Linked DNA regions of Mus musculus: region 1 is linked to region 2. A link is a loop called in an ENCODE intact Hi-C map of the cell type or tissue named here. Cell type or tissue: left cerebral cortex. All regions are shown on one strand. Links, peaks and the distances in the headings refer to the core of each region. The heading gives the core; the rest is flanking DNA.

Region 1 (4,387 bases), core at 158-4,157, 460 kb after region 2:
GGTTGAAAACAGATATAGGGGAGGGAATGTCAACTGGAAAATGAAGAAAAAACATATTTCAGTTTGAGGGGGATGATAGCAAGAGAAACATGAAGCCCGGAGGAATTTTGAGTCAATTCTGCTAGAACCAACAGGTAGGCCAATTGTGTGAGTAAAGGGGGTTACGGGGATGGCATGGCTAGAGATACAATCATGTAGGTAAGGGAATTAATAGGCCATATGACGGGGGCACGAGGGGATAAAATGGTCGCCAGTAAGTTAGCTGACTGAGTGGGTGGCAGGTAGGTCGGTGAATGGTTAGGTGTTTAGTCTGGAAGGAACAGGTGTGGGGCATTTCATTTAAAAATCTAACCCCTCCCTCACCTTGACCCGGAAGCGGATGAGTGCTAGCCTCACGCAGTGGCTCAGACAGGCAGGTGGCAGGAACCAGGCCCGCGGTGGAGGGGTGCCCTTGTTGCCCACGTGTCCCACGATCAGTTGCGCAGTCTGCCGCTCCGCCTGGCACCGACGGCCCCACTCGGCCAGTCGGTCCTTCCCCAGGCCCCCAGGGAACATGACCACCAGCTCCAGGCCGTCTCCGCCCGGATAGGCACAAGCCTGGCACAGCGCTGACAAGTAGCCCAGCATGGCATTCCACTGGCCGCCACAAACCCAATCCGTCTGGTAGCCACCATAGAGCCGCGGCAGCGCCGAGCCCGCGTCTACCAATACCCGAGCCCCAGGCAGCGGAGGGGGCGGCGGCGGATGCAGCCCTGGCGGCGCTTGGCCATGGTGGTGGAAATGGTGAGCAGGGTGATGGTGCCGAGACGGCCCCGCGCCCCCGGAGTAAGCACCAAAGGCAGCGGGCGGGAGCGGCGGCGGCGGCAGAGGAGCAGAGCCCCTGGTGATGCGTGGAGCCCCTGGCGCTAGGGCTGCTGGCGGCAGCTGGCGGTGCAGGTGCTGCTGCTGCTGCTGGCGCGAGACGGTGCGCGCGAGTTTGAGGAGGTCCACAGGCACCACAGCCCCGGGACAGCGCTTCTCCAGGAACTCTTGGAAGCCCTGGACGCCCATGCTTCCTCCGTGGGTAGAAGGAACAGCGGCTGCGCAAGCGGGCCAGTCGGCGATCCCCGCGCGAAGCTGGAGGCGGGCGCGTGCGCACTCCGCGGGGGGTAGGGGCGAGGGGGGCGGAGAGAGGGTTTGAGAACGGGAGGGGCGAGGGAACGTGGGCGGGGAGGGGAGGAGACCACAGACTGGGTGCGGGTGGAGAGCAGAGGTGAGGCTGACCAGACTCAGAAGAGGCTGGGAAGATAAAAGCGATGACAAAGTCGTAGTCACTCCTCTTTTCCCGTTCCCCTCCGCTGCTCTTCTTCACTGCTTCAAAGGGGGTGAAGCCTCTGCCTTCCACCTCCGGGAGCCATGTTGCCTCGTCTTCTCTGTGATACTCGCTTTCTAGCTGGGGGAGGGGTACAGGGGCGGGGCGGATGAGCATCCTGGGAGTTGTAGTCTTTTCCCGGATGGCCTCAGGATGCAGTCTTAGAACCAGAGGATCACACCTGTCAGGCCTTGATGCTCATAGTGTCAGAAGAAGCGGGCCAAGAAAATGTGTGTATAGGATTTGTACCAGAACTCCTAGTATCCAACCGAGTTGCCTCAGGATATTATACCACCATGCCCAGGGAAAGAAATGGAGATGATGCATCATGGGAAAGGAAGTACTGTGGATTAGTAGAATTTGGCTAAAGTGAGCTAAAGTTCCCTGAAAGGGAGAAATTTCCCTTCCATTGAAAAGATGATATGCACAACTTTTAACGAAAGGAGAAGAACACATATGATACATAAAAACCGCTAACATCTACTGTCATACTTTGAAGAGTTATCCACCTTACAAATGGTAAAACATTTACTTAAGACAATGAATGCATAGACAAAATGAAATTGCCTATAATTTGCCTCAGGATCTCTGGTCAGGGAGATTAAACACCCACTCAAATTCAACTACAACTTGGACCTTATTGGTACTCACTAAGCTATGCCATATGGTTAGGGGATTTTTTTTGTTTTCCAACCTACTAAATGTGTCCATGTGGGAACAATTCAAAATAGCTGCAAAGGTTCTAATTTGATCACAGTCTTTTGAAAAGTACATTTCAGCATGCTTCTCCAATGAAATCCATGTAGAGTCTGTCTTCTGTCAAGTTTTAGGGCCCATTACTTCAGCCAGACTACAGCAGAAAACAAGATCTGCATGCAGAGTAGTTGTATCTATCTGGCTTGGAATTTACAGAACATAAAAGAGCAGAACCCCAGGAATGACATCAGAATGGTTTGATAGGATGAAACCAAAAACAGGTTGCAAATTCCAAACCGGGTTTGTCATAAGAGTAGTAGATCCAGAATAGCAGGGATGGGAGACAACATGAAAGGCAAGGGAGAGGGAGGTGGGGGGTGTATAGGGGACTTTCGGGATAGTATTTGAAATGTAAATGAAGAAAATAGCTAATAAAAATTGTTTTTGAAAAAAAAGGGAAAGGCAATAGCTTGAAGGCATGAAAGATGAAGAGAATAGATGTTTTTAGTAAACTGTGCTTACTAGAGAGTTTGTCCAGCATCCCTTTCCTAAAAATTAGCCTTCTCATTGTTAACTTGATAAGATTACTGCAAAAACTGTTGTCTTAGGCATGATGGTATGTGCCTGCAATCTTAGTACTCAGGAAGTTGACATGGGACAGTCACCTTAAGTTCTAGGCCAGCCTAGGCTACCCAGTGATTTCAAAGAACCAAGGAAGTAAATAAATCCTATCATGTTCACATTTGCTTGTAATGCCATATTTTAACTGAGTGTGTTGGCTTACATCTATAAACCCAGCATTCAGAAGGTCAAGGCAGGAGGATTGCCACAACTTTGAAATTATTATTTTCCAGGTCAGCCTGAGATAAGAACTAAACAAAACAAACAGTAAAGAAAAAAATTAAGTCCCAACAACAACAAAAATAATTGGATCATAAGCCACTTAATGAAACTGTTAGCCACAAGTGAGATACCTTTAGATGAAAACCCTTTATTATTCTACCTTCAAATCATCCTTTCTGGGTCGGTGAGATGGCTCTCTGGTTAAAATGCTTGCTTTGCAAGCATGAGGACCTGGATTCAATTCTCAAAGACCACACCAAAAAGCCAGGCTCAATGTAGTGCATTTGTAATCCCAGGGCTGGGGAAGTAGAGCCAAGTGGATTTCTGGGACCCAGTGGCCAAGCAACCTAGTCTAATTGGTGAGTTCCAGGCCAATAAGAGACAATGCCTTAAAAACTGAGGTGGAAGATTCCTGAAGAATGATATGCAAATTTTGTCCCCTGGCTTTCATGGGCATACATATGAGCACACCAAGACACACAAGTGTACCTGTGCACACTTACAAAATGTCCTTTCCATTATTTTCAGCTATGATACAAGCGAGATTTCACAGATGTACTCTTCTTCCCCGTTTTAATGGTAACAGCCTGTGAACTTCAGCTAAGTATATCTAAAATTTGTATCTTACCCTCTTAAATATGGTCTTATAAACAGCATACTTGGGACTGTGCAAGGCTTATCCAATCCCAGCTTCTTGGTACATCTATCTGTCATTTCTCCATTCTCCATTGCCCTGGTCAAGGCAATCCCAAAGCCATGCTGATTGAGACACTCAGGGATCCCTTAACTGCTTTAAGTAATAGATCTTTCTCCACTCTTTCATGTCTTGGCTGTGCTTGTTTTAACCTTTTGCATTCACCAAGATGTGAGCTCATTACATTTGGTTACAAAGAGAATAAACAGTCAGAAATGAGGTGTGGCAAATTACAAGCCCAAAATACACGGAACTGATACAGGTGGAATCTTCTAGCATCCATTGATGGGAAGGGAGTTGACACTTTTTGTAAGATATGGCAGTGAACCAGTTAATTACAGTTCCTGGAACTCAAAAGAAAAGCCCTGGAGCTGGGTGTGGAGTTCAGTGGTAGAATCCTTCCCCAGCTTCTATTCCTCAGGACCACAAACAAACAAAAACAAACTGAGCTTTGATTGCTGCAGGCACAAATCCCTTGGTCCTGCTGACTTGCAGCAAAAATGTCAGACCCACTTCAAGGATTTCACTGATTAAGAAACTGGCACCAGCAAATTATTCACACATGTATAAGGAGTAGTAACTCCTCATGGCATCAACTTTGCCAGAAGTGCTGATTTCCCATAACTGAATCCAACTAGATGTTAAGAAGCAAGTGAACATCCATCCCCAAGGCGGATCAGGACGGAGGTGGGGAAGGTTTCACAGTAGTAAGCTCAGCTCAGCTTACTATCTCCTACTGGATCTCTGATCGAGAGGATCTTGAACAGAATGACAGAGAGAATGAGCCAAATACTTAGAGAGTG
Region 2 (4,387 bases), core at 143-4,142:
AAAACAAAAACAAAAAAAAAACTAACCTAAAATCACAGCCAATCATAGTCATCCTGGTGGGAAATCCCAACACTGCTCCAATAGCTTCCTGAAACTTCCTGACCAAGTTCTGGTCTACTGGTTTGTTCCTCTGAAGCACTAACACTCAGGTCAGGCTACTGAAGGACCTACAAAAAAAGATTGTGGAAAAGAAGTATATTATTCATTAGAATTGGGTAGTTAACCACTGTATCAATAGACACAATCAGTTATTTTTGAAGCAATAGCCCTTAAATGCCAACTTGCATTTTTAGAACCTGCTTTGAGCAGTAACTAAACACTCTGAAAAAGAACTGTATAGTGTTTCTAGTGACACTTAGACAATACCCCTGAAAACTGTTTTCAACTCAAACAAAATGATAGCATGTTTAACAAACTGACACTAAGGAAAACATATTTTATGAAAAGAAAAAGCTGTACACATTAAAATTATTTTTCACCTTCATAAGTGCTTTTTGGCCATACTGGGAGACAAACGATAAACATCCTGGAAATTCAGGTTGAACTTTGTCACTGAACCTTAGACAAAGTTTTTATTTGGTACTGCCACTCCTTCCTCTCTTCTCAGAGATCTACCTAGAATAAATTAAACCTTTTAGGTCATGCCTTGATCATCATTCCCAGATTTAGTATAATTCTAAAGGACAAGAGTTAGTGATTATTGCTTAACCCACTGTAAAAGGAATCAAGACAAGAGTCTCAAAATAAAGTGACCTGTCTTTCAATGAAAGAGGAAATTCATTTTCCTAAAGCACTTCCAACTCAAACCCTGAAGCTCAAAACGGAAATCCACAAATAGTTAATTATCAGATGTTACCCACTAAAATGTCAATGATAGTATACTTCTTGCAACTATATTCCTACTTGAACCCCATCACCCAACCAACATAATTAAGGAAAAAAACCACTCTAGTGTTGATCTAATAAAAATATAGTAGTAAGAAAAACTACTTCCGAGTAAAATGTTAGAAAATATAAAATGGCAAAAGCACAACAGGAGGTAGTTATCAAAGAGTCATCTGTGGTTGCCTTTGAGGGGGAAATGATGGTATTTAATTAGATCAACCTTCCTAATGTCTTGCATATAGGTATTATCCTACTTAAATAAAAAGACTGCCAAATATGCCCCCCATACTGACCCAACTTAGACAAAGTTTGTCTAAAAATGATAGAGGTAAAGAGAAATAAATGAGGTAAAGAGAAAGAAATAAAAACACTTGAAGCTTAAGTTCTCTTTAACACTGCAAACTGGCAATGGCATGAAATTTCAAGACTTTTGTGAGGTGAAGGACAGGACAGACTGTATTTGAAGGAGTGGCAAAAATGAGTAGGCAAGGGATGAGGCACTCCCTTCCAAAAGGTAGAACACTTGGGTGTGGTTCATGACCGAAACATAGCTGGTGGTCATTCCAAGAGAATGATTTTGCATTCAAAAGTCTTACACCAGTAGAAGCTTCAAATAGTGAGAACATATTCAAACATGAACCACTGATCATACAAAGTGGCTTATGAGGAAAAAATTAAAAGCAGACAGGAGCGAATAGGTATTATTCCTAAACATAGAAAAATACAGCTGAAGAAATAACAATTTTTAAAAACCTTACCAGGCTATAAAGGTAGAATATGGCACAAAAACATTTATCTACCAATACAGTTTCACATTAAAAAGGCACCCAAACTTTCTGAGGCAAATTTTCTACAAGGTAAGCATTACTACCCTCATTATATAAACAAACAAAATCTGAAAAGTAATTTGCCCAAGGTCATGAGTTCAATGTGAACTGGAAGCAAACACTAACTTTCTAAATCAGGCTGCTTCCTATGAATTGGAAATGTTGGCAGCATCTCCTCAATCTATGCAACACTGGTGCTAAATAAAAAGTAATTCAAATCATGTTATCTACAAAGGAAACACGTGATAGGGAATTAATTGTCTATAATAGAAGTGATTTGAGGAGAAAGGAAGTAAATTTAAATTTAAAAGGAGCGTGACTGTTTTAGGGGTAAAACTCCTGGAGGAAGGAAAAGGTACTGGGGGTCGACACCTTGCTAGGGGATTCAGCTCCTGGGGGTGGGAGGAAGAGCAGTTAAGAGAGAAATATAAGGATTAAGAAGTGAGACTTAGTTCTTAAATGTTGGTTAGCTGTAACAAAACAAAAAGATATACAGACCAGCAGACTACAGAAACATAGGCGGGAAAGGGGGCGGGTCCCAGAGCTTGTAGCGTGGAAGGGGTTGGAAAGGCAAAGTTTCACCTAGTGGGGGCACGAAGGAGACCACTAAGACTGCAATTATCCGACCACTGACCCGTTTATTGTTCTGCCCAAGTATGGTCTCAAAACATTCAAAGTTGAAGAAATCAGTACGCTGTCCCCGCGTCAGGGATAAACAAGCAAGAGGACCTAGGAAAATGGAAGGTTACTGCTGATCCATCCACAAAGATGGAGTAAATGCAGGGAATAAGATAAGCTCTTTTAACATCTGCGCCAAAAGCACCACGGAAGGACATGGGACAGGGTAGATGATTCAGGCTAGGCTCTAAATTAGGACTACAGAGGAGGAGTGATAGGATTTTTTTTAACTTCTCCCCTTAATAATGCATCCCGATATTCACGTAGCTGAGCGATTTGACAGGGAGACAGAATTTGGGAAAGGGAAGGTACTCTAATGACTCTACAGATTGACCTCTCAAACCTTAGCCCGAAAGCCGCGGGAGCAGGGAAGCAGAGCCCACCTCGGATCAAGAAAAACTAGGGGTTTCATATGGGTCGCTGCAAGGGCTGAGAAGCAGCAAGCGCGCAATAATTATGAGAACAATCTTAGGTGCGTCCCTCTCTCCCACTTTTTAATCTAATCCCCAGCCCACTACCCAATGAACTATGGACTCCCTCCCGCACTTCCCAACCCGCCCACTGCGACGACGAAAACAGAGGCGAAGAGCGATTGGTGGGGCAAAGGCAGGCCCACACGAGGCAGAGGCCGGGGGAAATGGTGTCGCTTTAACCGGTAAGAAACAGGATGGTCTTCAGCTCAGGAAGGATTTACCGGCACCACGACGTTTCGCCATTCGTCATCTCCTTAACGTCTGGTACCTGAGAAGCGTCACAAACGCGGATAGCTAACCCCTTGGTACCGTGTAAGAGCAAGACAGGCAGCCGCCGCCGCCGCCATCTTAACAGGCGGCCCGACCCTAGTCACTGCCCCCCCACCCCCAAGGTATCTCCGCCACCGCCGGCGAATCCCCACGAGGACGTAACCCTGCTCCCGCGAGAACTCACCGGCTAAGAACGGCAGCACCAGAAGACGCTGCTCGCGCCTCCGCAGCTCCTGCACTCAGTAGCCAACCTCGGCCGCCGCCTTCGCGTGATCCCAGGAGAACCTCCACCGGACCAGGAAAAACTGAGCCCAGCCCGTCCCAACCCTCGCTTGCCACCAAACCCCAAATCGCCACCGCTCCGCTCTCACCCCACGCGAAGCGAAAAGCAAATGACGCACAACCTCACGGAGCACTACGGGGCGGAGCCAGCATGCCGCCGCCGGCTCCCGCATGCGCCGTAGGAACTATCGCGATATTACGTTCAGCCTCGCCGAGACCTTCGTAATTCACCGCAGGAGACCGCCCGCGCCTCGCCTTTAGGAAACATGAGATCTCGCGAGACCAGGTGCACGCTCCTAAAAAGGAGAAAGGCGGAGCTTCGTGAAAATGACTGGGAGTTTTTTCGGGGAAAGGGAGGAAGCTCTCGTCCTTTAGGGATCTCGCTTACCACGAGGTTTCCGACCCACTGCGGAGCTTGCTACCAAACCTCGCGATGACACAGCTCAGCGCCAAATCTCGGCCATGTCTTGAAAACTACCTCCGCCCCCGATTTAGGTGTCTGGAGCCTGCCTAGTGCTTAAAAAGTCAACCTGTTTATTCTCACGCTTCCAGCAGGGCTGTACCAATTAGCCAAACTCCATTCCGAAAGCGAAAAGAATGGGTTCCCATTGTTACCTGCCTCGAGGAATAACGTGCTAGTCTTAACTAACGCATAAAAGATGTTCAATTTACAATAAACACACAAATGCAAATGGAAACAATGACACACCAGTTTTTGTGCTCAAAACATGGGGGGAAAAATCTAAAGACCTCTAATATCCATACTTCTTCCTTCGCCGCACTGCAGGCTAACCTGAATCCATCTTTTCACTAAAAGCTCATATCATTAGTTCTACCTCCGGAGTCACCAGTTTTAAATATTGAGGCTTTCCTTACCTTATAACAAAAAAGACCCAATAAAGTGGTTTTCTCCAAACAAAGGCGTCTGCCCTCAAAAGCAAATTCAAGCTTGGGGTGGGGAGAAAGGCGCTT

Evidence for each region. Peaks named below come from ENCODE experiments on the same cell type or tissue, not always from the same donor. Only the 100,000 strongest peaks of a DNase experiment are listed, where the experiment ranks them.
Region 1: a loop joins it to region 2, with 6 times the contacts of the local background. A loop is called at or near these places in 1 of 42 quality-filtered maps.

Annotation. Positions count from the first base shown.
Region 1 is chrX:151,340,913-151,345,299 of GRCm38, reverse strand. It overlaps Fam120c (family with sequence similarity 120, member C), which reads right to left and starts at 1,077. Exons shown (of 16, transcript NM_198105.2): 1 at 364-1,077. The coding sequence starts at 1,050. It overlaps A230072E10Rik (RIKEN cDNA A230072E10 gene), which reads left to right and starts at 3,421. Exons shown (of 3, transcript NR_015600.3): 1 at 3,421-4,387. In left cerebral cortex, for the core only: no CTCF peak of the experiment used is centred there; DNase peaks (open chromatin) are centred at 473, 1,147, 1,409 and 2,003; H3K4me3 peaks cover 1,690 bases; H3K27ac peaks cover 1,226 bases.
Region 2 is chrX:151,802,500-151,806,886 of GRCm38, reverse strand. Huwe1 (HECT, UBA and WWE domain containing 1) reads right to left here and starts at 3,605. Exons shown (of 83, transcript NM_021523.4): 1 at 3,318-3,605; 2 at 27-167. In left cerebral cortex, for the core only: CTCF peaks have their summits at 2,051, 2,931 and 4,000; DNase peaks (open chromatin) are centred at 2,557, 3,013 and 3,710; H3K4me3 peaks cover 2,190 bases; H3K27ac peaks cover 1,374 bases.